Linked DNA regions of Mus musculus: region 1 is linked to region 2. Evidence: chromatin loops called from intact Hi-C (ENCODE). Cell type or tissue: heart. All regions are shown on one strand.

Region 1 (8,000 bases), 290 kb after region 2:
ACTGAGTTCATTTTAGAATTGAAAAGGACAGTCATGGCATCTTAGCTGAACTCATCTATTTATAGGCAAGGAAATGAGAACTCAAGAAGAAAAGTGGCTTGTCCAGGAGCCAAGTTGCTAATTAGCATATGACTACACCAGGAATGAGCCTCTACAATCTTAGCCAGTATCTTTCCACCCAGGCACTTCCTCTGGAGAGAAACCTTGCCCCAGTGAGCAGCCACACTCTCATTCTCCTCCAATTCCTCAGATTACCAACAATCTACTTCCCGTGTCTCTCGGTGTGTCTATTCCGGACATTTTACATAAGTTATTTTGTAGAGCATGTGGCCTTTTGTGTCTGGCTTCTTTCACTTTGGGGTTCATCCACATTGTGGCTTGTATCAGGACTTCATTCCTTTTCATGATTGAGTTCCATTCAAGTAGTTTTCATCTTTTGGGTATGATGAACAGTGCTACTGTGAACATTCACATACAAATTTTTATACAAATATGTTTTCATGCCCCAGGGGCAGACACCCAGGAGAGGTGCTACTGAGACACATGGTAGCCTGGTCCACTGAAGAGCAACCAGATGGCTTTCCACAGTGACAGAACCACCCACATACACAACCTGTCCCTGACACTGGTGCAAGGTTCCCTGATTTCCACATCTGCATCCCTGCTTCTTCCTGCCAGCCTTTGTTATCGTGGTCCTTCTGGTGGCTTGTGAAGCACTATTGAGCTATGGTTTTTGTTTACATTTCCTTCATCCTTAGTGATGCCACGCAGACTGCTCTGTATTTACAGACCACCTAGACAGGGTCCTAAGGATTGTCTATTCAGATGTTAAAGAGATGGCTCAAGAGGTAAGATCAGTGGCTGTTCTAGAGGACCCAGGTTTGATTCCCAGCACCCACATGGTGGTTCACAACTGCTTATAACTGCAGTTCCAGGGAATATGAATCCTCTTCTAGTCTCTGAGGGCACCAGGTATACAAGTGGGGTGTATATATGCATGTTGACAAAACACCCATAGACATAAAATATTAAAAAAAGAAATGTCTATTCAACTTTATTTATTGCCCATTTTGGTATGACATCTTTGTCTGGATTTTGGGTCTTCCTCAATTTCAAAAATTATACCAGGACATGCACACACACACACACACACACACACACACACACACACACACTTTTATATGCTTCCCTGTTTACCCAGGTTCTATTGGGTTTTGTTCCCATCCAGTCTGTAATTTCTAACGGATCCTATAATCATAGAGTTAGGCCCATGGAAGAGCAGATAAACATCAGACACAGTGGCTGGCATATAGAAGAACTCTGCAAATGTTTCCTGGTGCTGGGGAATAGATGGATATAGAGATTCAGCAAGAAGATTATAGCTTTTGAAGAAGAAAGGAGAGTTAGAAGTCACAGATGTGTCCTGCCCTTCAAAACTCTCTGGCCATAGCAGACATCATTAACCGATCTCAGCACCTTTTCAGCTAAGCCTTGATATAGCTTCAGAATCCTCAATAGAGCATCCTGGGCAGCCGTTATCAATTTATCAGAGCCAACATGAGCAATGAGACGTATTTATCAGATTTAACAACTGAAACTCAGGGATCAGTGTTAATGTAGCATTTAAAACCCCAGCTCAGAGGTGGCAGAGAGGGCTCAGTGGGTGAAGTGGTGGCTGTGTGTGCATAAAGACCTGTTTGGATCCCTGACATCCATGTGGAAACTAAATGTAGGTCTGTAACCCCAGAGCTGGCGGAGGGGCAGAGACAGGAGACTCCTGGGGGCTTGATGGACAGCCAGTCTAGCCAATGAACTACAGGTTCAGAGACAGACCCTGTCTCAAACAGGAAGGCAGAGTGCAATAGAGGAAGGTATTTGATGTCACCCTCTGGTCTCTACATAGACACAAGACGGTGAGGACCACATCTGCATACGATTGTGCATACACTTGCATACAATGTACGCAAGTAAACAAACGAATAAACCCCAGGCTCCAAATCTTGAGCTCCCTCCACCATGCCTACAAAAAGCCTTGCAGCACCCATACACAGTGATTCTGAAGCTATGGTCTTTGACACAGCAATGGCAATTTCACAACAGACTTGTGACGGCTTTAAATGTTAACCTGACAACCCAGAATTGCCCAGGAAGAGAGTGTCAATGAGGAACTGTCTACATTGGGTTGGATTCTGGACACGCCTAGAGGAGATTGTCTTAACTGAGTGACGTGAGATGGGAAGACCCACCCTGAATGTGGTGACACCACCTCATTGGCTGGGTCCTGAACTTTGTTAAGTGAATCAAGCTAGCTTAGCATAAGCGAGCAATTGTGTGAGCACATGTGTTCCATCCTCTCTGCCCTTGATTGTGGATGTGATATGAGAAACCGTTTTCAGGACCTGCTCCCTGGATATCTCTGCTGTCGTAGACTGTAAGTGTGAGTTAAAGTAACTCTTTCTCCACTAAGTTGCTTTTTGTCAGGATGTTTTATCCCAGCCACACAAATGGAACCAGGCCAGGCTCCTTCATCCTTCATGCGAAGGAGGAGCGGCTGAGAGCACCGCTCTCCTCTCCGTGCTTTGCCCCATTCCTCTCACTCACCTTCTCCTTCATCTTCTCAATCTTCTTCACGGAGCTGCGGCGCTGGGGTCTGTCCTCGTGCCGGAGCAGGTTCATGCTTAGCTCTCCTGACTTGTTAAACTGTTTCTCCTCCTGCTTCTCAGCCTCCTTCAGCTTGCTTTCTGCACTGATGCTCTCTGCATGGTACATGTGGTAGGTTTTCATGACCTGAGGACAATGCGTACAAGAAACCAATAGGCCATTATGGCTCAGCACGGTACATTCTGTGGTCCCTGGCCCCACCCCAAGGGCCACAGAACTCTTGCTTTCCCATTACACATTCACCTTAGCCTCTTTACTTCTGCACAGAGTCCCTTAGGGCTGGAAATGAAGATGCTCCTCAGGTGAAACAGCTTTATCGTGAGTGACATCATTATCACCCTCATCATCATTATCATCATCACATCACTGAGGCCCTACTAAGTGTCAAGCATGAGCTAATAAACAAAAAATTAAGAAGAGCCACGACAACCTACAAGTGATATGGTAAGCCAGGCTCTTGCTGGCCATCCTCTCTAGTCCTGCCAGACGTGATCCGTGTATCCTTCTTCCTTATCTCCACCCTGAAGTCAATGGAAAAGCCCTAAAATGGGCTTTGCACACGGCCCTGTTACATAACCTAATAGATACTCTGCGGTCCCTGGAATACATTCAACCTTAGCTATACAAAGAATTCCAACAAAGCAAATTGCACTCTGCTGCTCAGCTTCTATTACAAAACAGGATATGATTATAACAGGGGGAATTCTGAGCCTGAAGTTGCATCCTGAAACCTTTCCAAGCTTACAAAGCATCCTATGAATGAGACACGTAGCCAGCGCTTCCTCTCAGATCTTGATGGAGACTCCTCTGCAGCCCACCCGACAGGGCTCACTTTAGTAGTTTCCCCCAGGGCTTTGAGAACCCACTTCTCACTGATCTCATCCACTCCAGTATGCCAGTTCCAGGACACTCTTTGTAAACCCCACAGCCCAGAAAATATTGTCAGTGGTACGTGTTTGACATCTAGTGGCCAGAAGGAATGAGTGCAGCCTTCCAGGTGAGCGACAAGGTCCTGTTGTTCCCAGGGTCTTTAGGCTGTGGTTCACAGCAAGCATTGAAGATAGTCAAGAGTTGGTAGCACCTACTGCAGTTGTCCCTTCAGATGCTCCACGATCCCTCTCTGCTCAGAGGCATTCAGCTTCTGCTGCTTGTATCTACACACACACACACACACACACACACACACACACACACACCTCCTGGGTTCAGTGAAGATTGCTACATCAACTTTTCTACTTCAGCTTTCCAAGTCTGTTTATCTCAGCATCAACCTATCATCCTCACTGGGTAATGCATTGGGGTGGGAGAAGCATTTCTACATGTGTCTAGATCAATGGTTCTCAATCCCTGGGTGTCAAACCCTTTGGGTACAATCTTTTCACAGGGACCACCTATTACATATCATGTATTTGCATAATAATAACAGTGTCAAAATTACAGTTATGAAGTATCAATGAAAATAATTTGATGGTGGGGGGCCACCACAACACGAGGAACTGTATTAACGGGTCACAGTACTGGAAAGGTTGAGAAACGCCATGCTGGATCTTCTGCTCAGCCATCCACATGTGCATCTGTCTAACTGCACCAGGGCAGCATCCCAGATGGGTGTTCCGCTTCCCATGTTTTCCACCTGCCTCGGTTTCTTCCTCCCACCCCACCCACCCCCTGCCATTACCTCAATTTTTCACACACACACCCTTGAGCCACACAATGCTCCTCCTATGCCCTACAAGCCAAACTTCCCAGGATCCTTCCTGGGCTGTTCTAAAACTCCCATGCATGAAGAATAAAACCCGAGAACCTGGGGCTCAACTGTCTATGATCCCATTGATGGCTGGTCCCAAAGATAACAGGGAACCCAACTGCACATGGTGACATGGCAGACAGCTGCCACTGAAGAGTGTATTTAGAGGCCTCTCAGAAATGAGTTGATTTATGCCGGAACCCTCAATTGTTGCCTTTATTTAATTACAGTTATCCTTTGGTATTCATGAAGGGCTGGTTCTCAGTCTGCCTCATGGATGCCAAAATCTGCAAATGTTCAAGTCTCTTATATAAACAGTACCACAACTGCACAAAGCCTAAGTGTGTCCTTCTGTAGGCTTTAAGTCCTCTCTAGGTCACGTACAATATTTAATGGAATGCAAATGTTATGTAAGTAGATTACTGAGTATGTAGTAGTTACTGAGAATAATTGTAAGAAGAAAGTCTGTTCATGCTCAGTGTAGACTTTTCTTTCTGAATATTTCCACAGGTGCAAAACAGACAGATACCCAGAACCAACTGGACCTGAAACACAGACTTCAGTAGGGTAAGAATTTAGTTCAATAGCCTACAAGAGTCTACTTGATGTTCCAGTTCAGGACATGTAAAGTTGTATTTAAGCTTGCCTGGTACTTCAAAGTTTACAAGCATCTTTCTATCATCTGCATCCATTGAAGGAGCATTTCAAGCCATCCTTAGTACACTCTTGGAGACAGTGGGACATCAGTTTAAACAGCAATGTCACATAAGGCTTACTGAGCACCTCCTACATGATGAACCTTGATCTAAGCACCCACATCCACCACAGTATTTCTCATTAATAACAAACAAACAAACAAACAAAAAAACAAAAAAAAACAAACCAAAACAAACCAAACAAAAAACAAAAACCATGAAAAGGCACCTGTGAACTCTGATTTATAGGGAGGACCTAAAAACACTTCAGTCATCTTCCTTGAGGTCAAAACACTAGCATTGCTGGAGTCAAGGTTCAAAGCCAAGATGTCCGACCCCACTGTGGGAGTCTAATGAGCACAGGATTGTAGGTCCCTCTTACTATGCTTTTTCCACCATGCAAAGGGATGACAGAATCCTAAAGTCCATAGGACTTCAGAAGAACTTGGATTCCCAACTATCCTATAACATCCTTGGTGTCTATGGAGAGGATGGGTGTCTTCATGCTCTCCTAGTGTCATTTGGACGGGAGGATGTATAGGTACTTTATAAACAGATGTGCATAGTGACTGGCCTTCAGAAGCTATACACTAGGGTGGGGCATATGTCCTTTTTTGCAAAAGGCAAAAAAATCTCCTAACTGAAAACATCCAGGAAATCTAGGACACAATGAGAAGAAGAAACCTAAAGATAATAGGTATAGAAGACAGTGAAGATTCCAAACTTAAAGGGCCAGTAAATAACTTCAACAGAATTATAGAAGAAAACTTCCCTAACCTAAAGAAAGAGATGCCCATAAACATACAAGAAGCCTACAGAACTTCAAATAGACTGGAATAGAAAAGAAATTTCTCCCACCACATAATAATCAAAACACCAAACGCACTAAACAAAGAAAGAATATTAAAAGCAGTAAGGGAAAAAGGTCAAGTAACATACAAAGGCAGAACTATCAGAATTACACCAGACTTCTCACCAGAGACTATGAAAGCCAGAAGATCCTGGGCAGATGTCATATAGAACCTAAGAGAACACAAATGCCAGCCCAGGCTACTATACCCAGGAAAACTCTCAATTACCATAGACAAAGAAACCAAGATATTCCATGACAAACCAAATTTACACAATATCTTTCCATAAATCCAGCCCTACAAAGGATAATAGATGGAAAATACCAACACAAGGAGAGAAATTACACCCTAGACAAAAACAAGCAAATAATCTTTCAACAAATCCAAAAGAAGATAGCCACACAAACATAATTCCACCTGTAACAATAAAAATAACAGTAAGTAACAATCACTTTTCCTTAATATCTCTTAACATCAATGGACTTAATTCCCCTCAAAAAAAACACAGCCTAACAGACTGGATGCATAAGCAGGACCCAGCATTTTGCTGCATACAGGAAACACACCTCAATGACAAAGACAGACATTATCTCAGAGTAAAAGGTTGGAAAACAATTTTTCAAGCAAATGGTCCCAAGAAACAAGCAGGAGTAGCCATTCTAATATCAAATAAAATCAACTTTCAACCAAAAGTTATCAAAAAAGATAAGGACACTTCATACTGGTCAAAGGAAAAATCTACCAAGATGAACTCTCAATTCTGAACATCTATGTTCCAAATGCAAGGGTACCCACATCATAAAAGAAACTTTACTAAAGCTCAAAGCACATATCACACTCCACACAATAATAGTGGGAGATTTCAACACCCCACTCTCAGCAATGGACTAATCATGGAAACAGAAACTAAACAGAGACAGAGTGAAACTAACAGAAGTTATGAAGCAAATGGATCTAACAGATATCTATACAACATTTCATCCTAAATCAAAAGAATACCTTCTTCTCAGCACCTCATGGTACCTTCCAAACTTGACCATATAATTGGTCACAAAACAGGCCTCAACAGATACAAGAAGACTGAAATAATCCCATGCGCCCTATCAGATCAGCACAAAATAAGGCTGGTCTGAAATACCAACAAAACCAATGGAAATCAGAGATACACATGGAAGCTGAACAATGATAACTTGGTGAAGAAAGAAATTAAAGGTTTTTTTAGAATTTAGTGAAAATGAAGATACATCATACCAAAACTTATGGGACACAATGAAAGCAATAGTAAGAGGAAAACTCATAGCTCTGAGTGCCTCCAAAAAGAAAGTAAAGAGAGCTTACACTAGCAGTTTGACAGCACACCTGGAAGCACTAGAACAAAAAGAAGCAAACACACCCAAGAGGAGTAGATGGCAGGAAATAATCAAACTCAGGGCTGAAATCAACCAAATAGAAACAAAAAGAACTATACAAAGAATCAACAAAACCAGGAGCTGGTTCTTTGAGAAAATCAACAAGATAGATAAACCCTTAGCTAGACTAACCAGAGGGCACAGGGACAGTATCCAAATTAATAAAATCAGAAATGAAAAGGGAAAACAAAACAAAACAAAACAGAGACCAGAGGCTGGGTCTGTTGACCCCTAAGGCCTGGCCTTTTCTAGTAATTCTGTTGCCTTTCTTGGTATTCATGTACCTGTCACAGCTTTCCAGATGCCCAGATACTGGAAGGAAAGTGGTGAAGATCCTTCAGATCCTCATTCAAGTGCAAAAGATAACAGACAACTTGGAAGTCAACAGCATCCATAAGGAGACATGGTTTATAGGGCATCAAGAGGATCAGTTGCTAGGAAACATCTTCTAAAAGATACAGTCTAGGTATACTTTGATCCCCAAGAAGGGCCACATTCTGAAGCATTTGAGTGTGCCTGAACTCCTGGACCAAGCCATTAAAAAGACATCTAGGAAAAAAGGGAAGTCCTACAATTTATTTGATCACCCATGTACTGGCTAGTTTTGTGTCAACTTGACACAGCTGGAGTTATCACA
Region 2 (8,000 bases):
AGAATCCCCAGCCCAGGAGCCCCGACAGTCAGGGGCTTTGCACCTTCGTCCAAGCTGTCACTTTTCAGTCTCTCTCGGTACACCCTGAGCACCTCCCGGAACCAGAGACGTGAAACGCGCCAGATCCTTCCCTCCGAACCTGAGGGTCCTACAGGTAGGTCCTAGGCATCCTGTCGCCACAGTGCGCAGGACCCAGCCACTTGAAGCGAGACTGCAGGTTAGCCCAAAGTTGCCTTGCCACCGGGGAAGTTGCACCACAGTGGATGGCCTCAGAGATGCATGGATTCTCCGCCCAGATTGGGAAAGCTGCTGGCGCCACCCTCCGTGCCACCAGGGGTAGAGATCTCGGCGTCTTTGCAAACTCCTACCTAGCCTGCGGCTTTGCTGGTGGCTGGATGCCTTAGGAAGGCAAGGGGAGAGCGCCAGCCAGGCTGTGAGCTGACCGAGTCAGCGCGCGGCGCTGTCTGAAGCTTTTCCACAACGGGAACCCTGAGCTGCGGCACCACATATGTCCGCTAGGGGGCAGAGCAAACCGGCCGCGGCGATCCCAGTGATCCGGGTCAGCTAACCCGGTAGTCGCTCAGATTTATTTCATAGTAGCTTAAAATTCCCAAACAACCCACCTAGCTCCTTCCTCTCTCGGTTTAGCTCTTGACGTTCTCAGAGATATAGGAACCTTGGAAAGTGACATTTGTTTTTCCCTGAGTAAATTGTAATAAAGACGCATTTCTTCGCCTTTTCGGTTTTTTTTTTTCCTTTACATCTTTTTAAAGAGAGCTCAGCTTAAGTTCTGTCTTTGGACTCGCTTTGCTCACATTCGCTTTAAGAAGAAATGGGAGATGTCTGCCCCTCCCACCAGCCTTGAGAGAAATCTTTATTTTAGGCTCTTTATGATGGAAATCTCTCTCTCTCTGTCTCTCTGACTCTCTCTGTCTCTCTGTCTCTCTCTCCCTCTCTCTCTCTCTCTCTCTCTCTCTCTCTCTCACACACACACACACACACACACACAAACACACACACACACACACACCCTGTATCCCCGCCCCACCCCCAGTCCGTCTGTCTGCGTATAAGGTTATTCTGCTTCTCAGTGGGCCAAAGGCCACCTCTGCCTTCTTACCATGCTTCAAAATTAAAATCCTAGCTGGCGCCAGAGCAAGATTAAATGTGAAGGGCTGCCTCTCCACCGCGTGGTCCTTTCCTATTTTGAAATCACTTTTTGAACTGATTTACAATGACCGAGGACCAAAAGGAACAGAAAGGGCCAAGGCTGGGGAATGAACAGGGCTCTCTAACGTGATTAGATGCATGTTTTATCCTGACATGTTATTTCTCCCTCTTCTAATTATGTGGAGAGACTTAAGTGATCCTAGACCAGTGGTTCCCGAATCTGCAATTATAGCACTGTGCCAAGATCTCCTAGGGGCAGAGTCTTCCAGGACCCTGCTCCAAGGTTCTACACTCTCCATGCCAAGGAGGCTTCGGGATTCCCTGGGCATTAGTTAATGGTGAGAGGCAAAGGCTATCATCTTCTCACTCTGGAGTTGTATCACAGTATTACCATTAGTATCTGTCACACACATGACAGCCTAAGGTTACAAAACACTCAGGTCAGGAGTGACCTAACCTGAGGCCCCAGGCTTCCCATCTGTAAAATAAGGGGGGTGGTCCTCCTATCATTCTGGTTTTCTTTCTGTGTATGTGTGGGGGCAGGGAGGCATATGCTGTGTCCCACATGGGGAGGCCACGCCACAGGCTCAAGGGTGAGTCTTAAATTTCTGCCTTGTTTGAGACAGACTGTCGTCTGCTGCTGCGTATGCCAGGCTAGCTGACCTGGAAGCTTCCGGAGAGTCTCCTGTCTCTGCTTCCCATCTAGTCACAGGCGCACTGGAATGACAGGAAGATGCTAACAGGCTTGGCTTTTACCTAGTCTCTGGGGATTGAAACTTGGGTCCTCACCTTACTAACTCGCTTTGCCCACTAGGCCGTCTTCTTGGCCCTCCTTTCTTTCTAAAGTGCAACGAGTGTGGCGTTATTCCAGTGGGTCCAATATCCCTGTTCCACCCTGTGGCTGGATGAGGAAGGATCAGCCTCGTGAGCTCATGAGTAGGACATCTGGGAAAATGAATGTTGGGCTTGCGGAAGGCAGCCTGCTCTTCCCCTTTGAGGAGAGCGGCTATCTGGGCCACGTTAGTCAGCCACCTCGCCAGCACTGGCTCCCCTTCCCTACAGGCCCTGACCTGTGTAGTCTTGTGTAGCAAGTGATCCTTGTGGATTTCGTAAGGACCACTCAGCCCAGGCAAAACCCAAGTTCTCTAACTTGGCCTGCATCTGAACAACAGAGTCAGTCAGACACTCACAGCCTCCTGGTTTAATCTCTCAGTATGTGTGGAAAGCAGGCAAAGAAGAGAGGCTCTGCTTGCCTAGTGACCTCCTCTGAAGGTCCCTGGGGAAGGAGAAGGCACACACTGGCATCCTTGAATCCTAGCCAGAGAGAAAGACGCCTTTCTATTTCAGTGTAGTGAGGATGCATTCTAACAAAAGGTGGGCAAAGCACTTGGTCCTAGAGAGATCGCAGGAGGTAGTTTCACCAAGGAAGTCATTGTCCTGGGATCAAAGATGACAGGAGTCCTTCCCTGAAATGCCAGTGGAGTGGGGTGGGCATTGGTGATCCCACGTGGATGTGATGAAGTGTTGTCAACTTCCATTACACAACACACAGGATGCTGAAGGGTCCCAAAGGTGTGTTCCCCAAACACTGGAAGCATTTTCCATGATGGTGCTCGATTTGTAAATTTAGCCTGAGTGACACTGAAAACGACAGGAAATGTAGTTCTTTTTTCTGCCACCCGCTCTTTGGCTCACCAAAAACAAAGTCTGATAGAGACTGAGCCAGGAGCTCCAGGAGCAAAGCTTATTGGTGTGCAGTAATCACATGATAAAAGCCCACAACTGATGGTGCGAGAGGAGCTGAGGCTGAGCGACAGGTGGTGGCATGGACGGAGGACAACCACAGAGAAGATGGACAGGAGAGCCTGGCATCAAGACTCTGGTGGCCCGGGACAGAAGTTATGCCCGTGTGTGATGTGATGTGTGTGTGTGTGTGTGTGTGGAGTATGGTGAGACTGGAAAGTTTATTAACCAGAATCGGCTAAAGCAGGGCTTGAGAGGCCTCGGTGGTTGAGAGTGCTTGCTACTCCTACAGCTTCAGCTCCTCAATGATCTCCATCCACGATGGAGTGCTTACAACCTTCTATAACTTCAGTGCCAGGAGATCTAACACCCTCTTTTGGCCTACAAGGGTACCTGCATGCGTGTGTGTGTGTGTGCGCGCACACACACACATGCACACACACATCAATTGGGCTTGGGTGTACACATTCTTTAATCCCAGAACTTGGGAGGCATAAGCAGGTAGGTCTCTTGGAGTTCAAGGCCAGACTAGTCAACCAAAGCAACGTGGTAAAACCCTGTTTGTTGGTTGGTTGGTTGGTTGGTTTTTGTTTTATTTCGGTTTTTTTTTTTATAAAGTAAGACCCACGTGTGCAAAGAAACTTATTTAGTTAAGAAATTGGCTTTTGTGTTGTCGAGGCTGGCAAGCCCCAGATATCAGGACCCAAGGGCAGACATGCTGCTGCATTCAAGGCAAATGCATTTACTGCAAAATTCCTTGATCGGGGAGGACATTCTTGGGTTGGCATAGGACCTCCAAGCGGTTTGATGGAGCCCATTCCTACTATGGGGCAATCGGGCAAGCCACACCACTAAAATAATAATAATGATAATAATAATAATAATAATAATAATAATAATAATAATTCAATTTAAATGTTAATTTTATCCAAAAACAAAACAAAACAAAGCCCCACACTCTCACTCCCACAGAATAATGTTTGGCGTCCAACCATGGTCCAGCCAACTGAGACCCCAAAGGAAATGTCACACAAGAAATCCCACTGTTGCTTTTGTGCACACCTCCCCACCGCCTCCGTGGCTGAGCAAGGTGGGCATTGCATACACTGGTGCTTCAAAAGGCCCAGGACACAGCGGGATGGGACCTCTCTGTGCACTTATTAAATATGGAGTGGTGGGAGAGGAAATGGAAGAGAAATAAGCATTTCCCACGGCTGTTCCGCTCTGTTGAGAGCAGGATCACCACCTGGGGCAGACAATCTGCCTGAAGAATGACCCCTGCGGCATCCCCCCCGGGAACGGGTCGTGGGGTTTAGTAGCTTGGTAGTTTTCCAGTTCCGGAACATTTCGTCTCTCTGCAGTCAGTGAGGAAATGAGTGGCCACTGCCTCCAGTCCCTTCTCTCCCTGAAATCATCTCTGCTTGGGCTCCTGCCTCCAGGAGGGGTCAGTAATGCACTCAGGCCTGATGGTGCTGAACACTTGGCCACAATCTTCCTGCTGCTGACAGCCTCGCCCTTGGCCTCCTTCATTTGCTACTGCCAGCAAGAGACCAGGGACAGCAGGACATGTGGACTGGCCTGGCCTGGGACATTCAGGGGTTGGTTGTGTTCCGGTGCCAGCTTGGAGCTATAACTTGAATTATTCTCCCAGCCGGAATCATTTTGGACTCTTCACCCTGTGTTTTCGTTCCAGTGTTCCTTGGAGGGTAAAAAAAAAAAAAAAAGAAAGAAAGAAAAGCATGCTTTTGTATTAGAGAAAACTGTGAACTCACAGTGATAAGCATTACTCTGTGGGTTTAACCACCTTTCGCATGAATGACCGGTTCAATGAACTGTTCTAAGACAATGTTGACCTTCTGAGGCAGTGCAAGCAAGCAAGAGTTAGTGTGTTGGAGGAGTGTTTTACAAGGAGGCCTCCTTCAGCTCTGTGCCTGGAATCAGGTTTCCAGGAAGCAAGGGCCTGGCCCCAGTACTTGATTTATTGAAGGATGTTCTCGGGAACCAGTCATTTTCTGACCACATTCCTGTGTGACTTAAGTCCTTTTCCCATGCTGACAGTCCCCACTTCTGGAGTGCCCTGTGAAAATTCTCGTGAAATTAGCCTCCATCTTTATTGCCAGTGAAGCCAGGTGTCTTTTCAGTTCAATGAGACAAAGTATATGGGCTGGAGGTATACTGAGCCTGTAGCTCCTTCTAACCTAATTGCTGTGCTGGGTCCACCAAGCCCTCACTTCGGGGGTGGGGGCCTTCCCTGCCACCCAGGCCCTCAGAGAAGACTCCAGTTTCTGAGGCTCAGCAGGTGAGGCTCACAGATTCTCTTTATACCATGAATGCTCCATTCTGCTGATGAGTGCCTCCTTGTGTTCCCAGCTCCCTGTTCTTTGTGCAGACATCCATTACTTTCCCCATCATCTGTGCCTATCAATAAAAATGTGGCCAGAAAATGACTGATGGGTTCCCGAGAACATCCTTCAATAAATCCACCACTGGGGCCAGGTCCTTGCTTCCCGGAAACTTGATTCCAGGCACAGAGCTGAAAGAGTCCTCCTTGTAAGAAAGTATGCCATTCATATTCGAACAAGGGGAACAATAGCTGAGGTAAAACAGGAGGCTTCACATTGGCTATAACAGTGCACATCCTGCTAACGAGTGGCTTCAGAAGTGTGCCCTTTCTAGCTGGACAATGGCGACTTAGTCTAAGGCAGCAGAGAAGAAGCAGAGAAGAAAGTCTTCCTTGGGGAATCAGAAAGCTTAGAGTAAAGTCAGGCTGTTCTTTCAGAGAAGAAAAGGTTTATTGTGAATCAAGATCTTTGGAATCTGTTTATCCTTGGAGGAGGAGAGGCTTGGAGAGGTGAGAGCAGTGTAGACCTGGCTGAGGGCCTCGTGAGCTGCAGGATGCTTGGGGTTATGATGTCTGCTCTCCAGAGGAGGAAACAGGAGTTCAAAGATGGGAAGGCACTTTCTCGAGGGCACACATCTGGCTCCGAAAGGCAAACAAGGCTGGTGTAGGGCATAGGCCATGGAACCTGGCCAATGTGGCAAGGGACTTTGATCTCTACTCTGAGAATCCTGGGAAGCTTTGTGGGCCGGGGAGGGGGCGGGGGGGCAGTGAAGAGAAGAAATGATGGGTTTTGTGATGCTGTGTTCCATCAGCCTGGGGCACAGATTGGGAGAGGACAAATGACACAGAAGAATCAAAAGCTGCCGCAGGGCTGAGGACATGGTTCAGTGGCCAAAGTGCTTTCTCCACAAAGCCAAGGGCCTAAATGTGACCCTTGACACCCACATGCAAAGCTACACGTGGGGGTGTACTCCTATAATCCCAGGGCTGAACAGGTAGACACAAGAAGACAAGAAGATTCCGAGGCTTACTGGCCATCCAGCCAAGCCAAATTGTTGAGCTCCAGGTCAATGAAAGACCCATGTCTTAGGGGACAGTGCCTGAGAAATAACACCAGTGTTATTCTAGACACACACACACACACACACACACACACATTTATTCACACACATACACATAAGGTACACACACTCTACAAAAAAAGAAGAAGAGGAAGAAGGAGAGGAAGAGGAAGAAAGAGGAGGAGGAGGAGGAGGAAGAAGAAGAAGAAGAAGAAGAAGAAGAAGAAGAAGAAGAAGAAGAAGAAGAAGAAGAAGAAGAAGAAGAAGAAGAAGAAGAAATGAAAGAAAGAAAGAAGAAAGAAAGAAAGAAAGAAAGAGAAAAAGAAGAAAGAATGAAAGAAAGAAAGAGAGAAAGAAAGAGAAAAAGAAAAAGGAAAAGAAAAAGAAAGAGAAAGAGAAAAAGAAAGAGAAAAAGAAGCTACTCCTATCATCCAGGCAACAGTGTTGCTGGCATGGGCAAGCAGTGCAGTGATTGGCAGGCAGTGTAGACCCCTGTCCATGTTACACCAGGATCATAAATGAAGCCAGGCTGCAAGCACATGCTTCCAGCCAGCCAGCCACCTACAGACTCAGGAAAGGCCCAAAACCTTCTTCCTGAAACTGTTCTAGAGATAGAAACTGTTAATAGTCTTTGGGACCAAATGGACCAGGGGACATAGAGTGGTGGGCACTGAAGGAGTCACAGCAATGCCTGAGAGGATCTCTAGAAGCCAATGGAGACACAGCCAGGCTTGACTCATCCAGGAATGCAAAAGAAACAAAGCTCTCCTCCTCATGGGCCAGTTTATCTGCTCATCTCTGGGTGGAGGCAGACGCTCTTGGGGAAATTCCTACAGGCTAACGGTTCCAAACATGCCTGCCTCCTGCAATAGACAACCTTAGCTCCCCTCTTCCCTTGGCTCCAACCACCCACTAACTTTTCTGTTTCAATTTTTAAAACTTAGAAAGGTATTTCTCCTCAAATAGACACCTGGCAGAAGTCTGCCTCCCTGGGATACAGAACTTGAGTTTACAGAATATTTTGTTTTGTTTCCTGATCTGTCATGCATAAACATTTGTTCCATGAATATGTTCAAAACACATATCCTGCACTCAATAGAATTGCCCCTGAACTGTAACACAGAAGGGCCATATACTCATTGGCATTGAACATGGCCAACCAGTGCTCTAAAGCTAGGTAAGAAACATGGCCATGTAGTTTGGTGGTATATGCTTGCCTAGCCCAAGGCCCTGGGTTCAATCCCCCAGTACCTTGAAAATAAAAACAATCAGAAAGACCAGAATCCCTGCGTTCCTCCTGACCCTGGGGTGTGGGAACAGCAGCTTGGGCAGGCGGAACACAGAGACATTAGACTGCATTTACCCTGAGCCACGGCTGTCGGTTGCTGGGTACACACGGCTTAAGGGACAGGAAAGCACAGCCTAGGGTGTGAGAGGCCAAAGCTGTGGTTCCCAGGATTCCTGGACATCCAGACATCACCGGCTGGGAATGAGGGTAGGAGTGGGGGGCCCATTGGCCTTCGATGAGGAGCCCGGGCCGGGAGTTCTCAGACTCCTGGACATCCAGACACTGCTGGAAGTCTTGAAAGAGCTGAGAACAGAGGAGACCCACAGGCTGAGGACAAGCCCAGGGTGGGGGACTCGGGCTTAGCTCATAGGTGAAATTCCTTAGTTTAATGGCAGTT

What was found. A loop is a pair of places that touch in the nucleus more often than their neighbours do. Peaks named below come from ENCODE experiments on the same cell type or tissue, not always from the same donor. Only the 100,000 strongest peaks of a DNase experiment are listed, where the experiment ranks them.
Region 1: a loop joins it to region 2, with 2.5 times the contacts of the local background. A loop is called at or near these places in 2 of 42 quality-filtered maps.

What each region holds. Positions count from the first base shown.
Region 1 is chr6:112,778,272-112,786,271 of GRCm38, forward strand. Srgap3 (SLIT-ROBO Rho GTPase activating protein 3) reads right to left here. Exons shown (of 22, transcript NM_080448.4): 5 at 2,602-2,787. Among named protein-coding and RNA genes, the nearest start is that of Gm26799, 82 kb to the left of the region's middle. In heart, a CTCF peak has its summit at 3,629 (motif pointing left); DNase peaks (open chromatin) are centred at 110 and 3,300.
Region 2 is chr6:112,490,579-112,498,578 of GRCm38, forward strand. It overlaps a transcript of Oxtr not described here. Among named protein-coding and RNA genes, the nearest start is that of Oxtr, 4.8 kb to the left of the region's middle. In heart, a CTCF peak has its summit at 4,337 (motif pointing right); DNase peaks (open chromatin) are centred at 413 and 4,383; H3K4me3 peaks cover 536 bases; H3K27ac peaks cover 284 bases; H3K27me3 peaks cover 4,447 bases.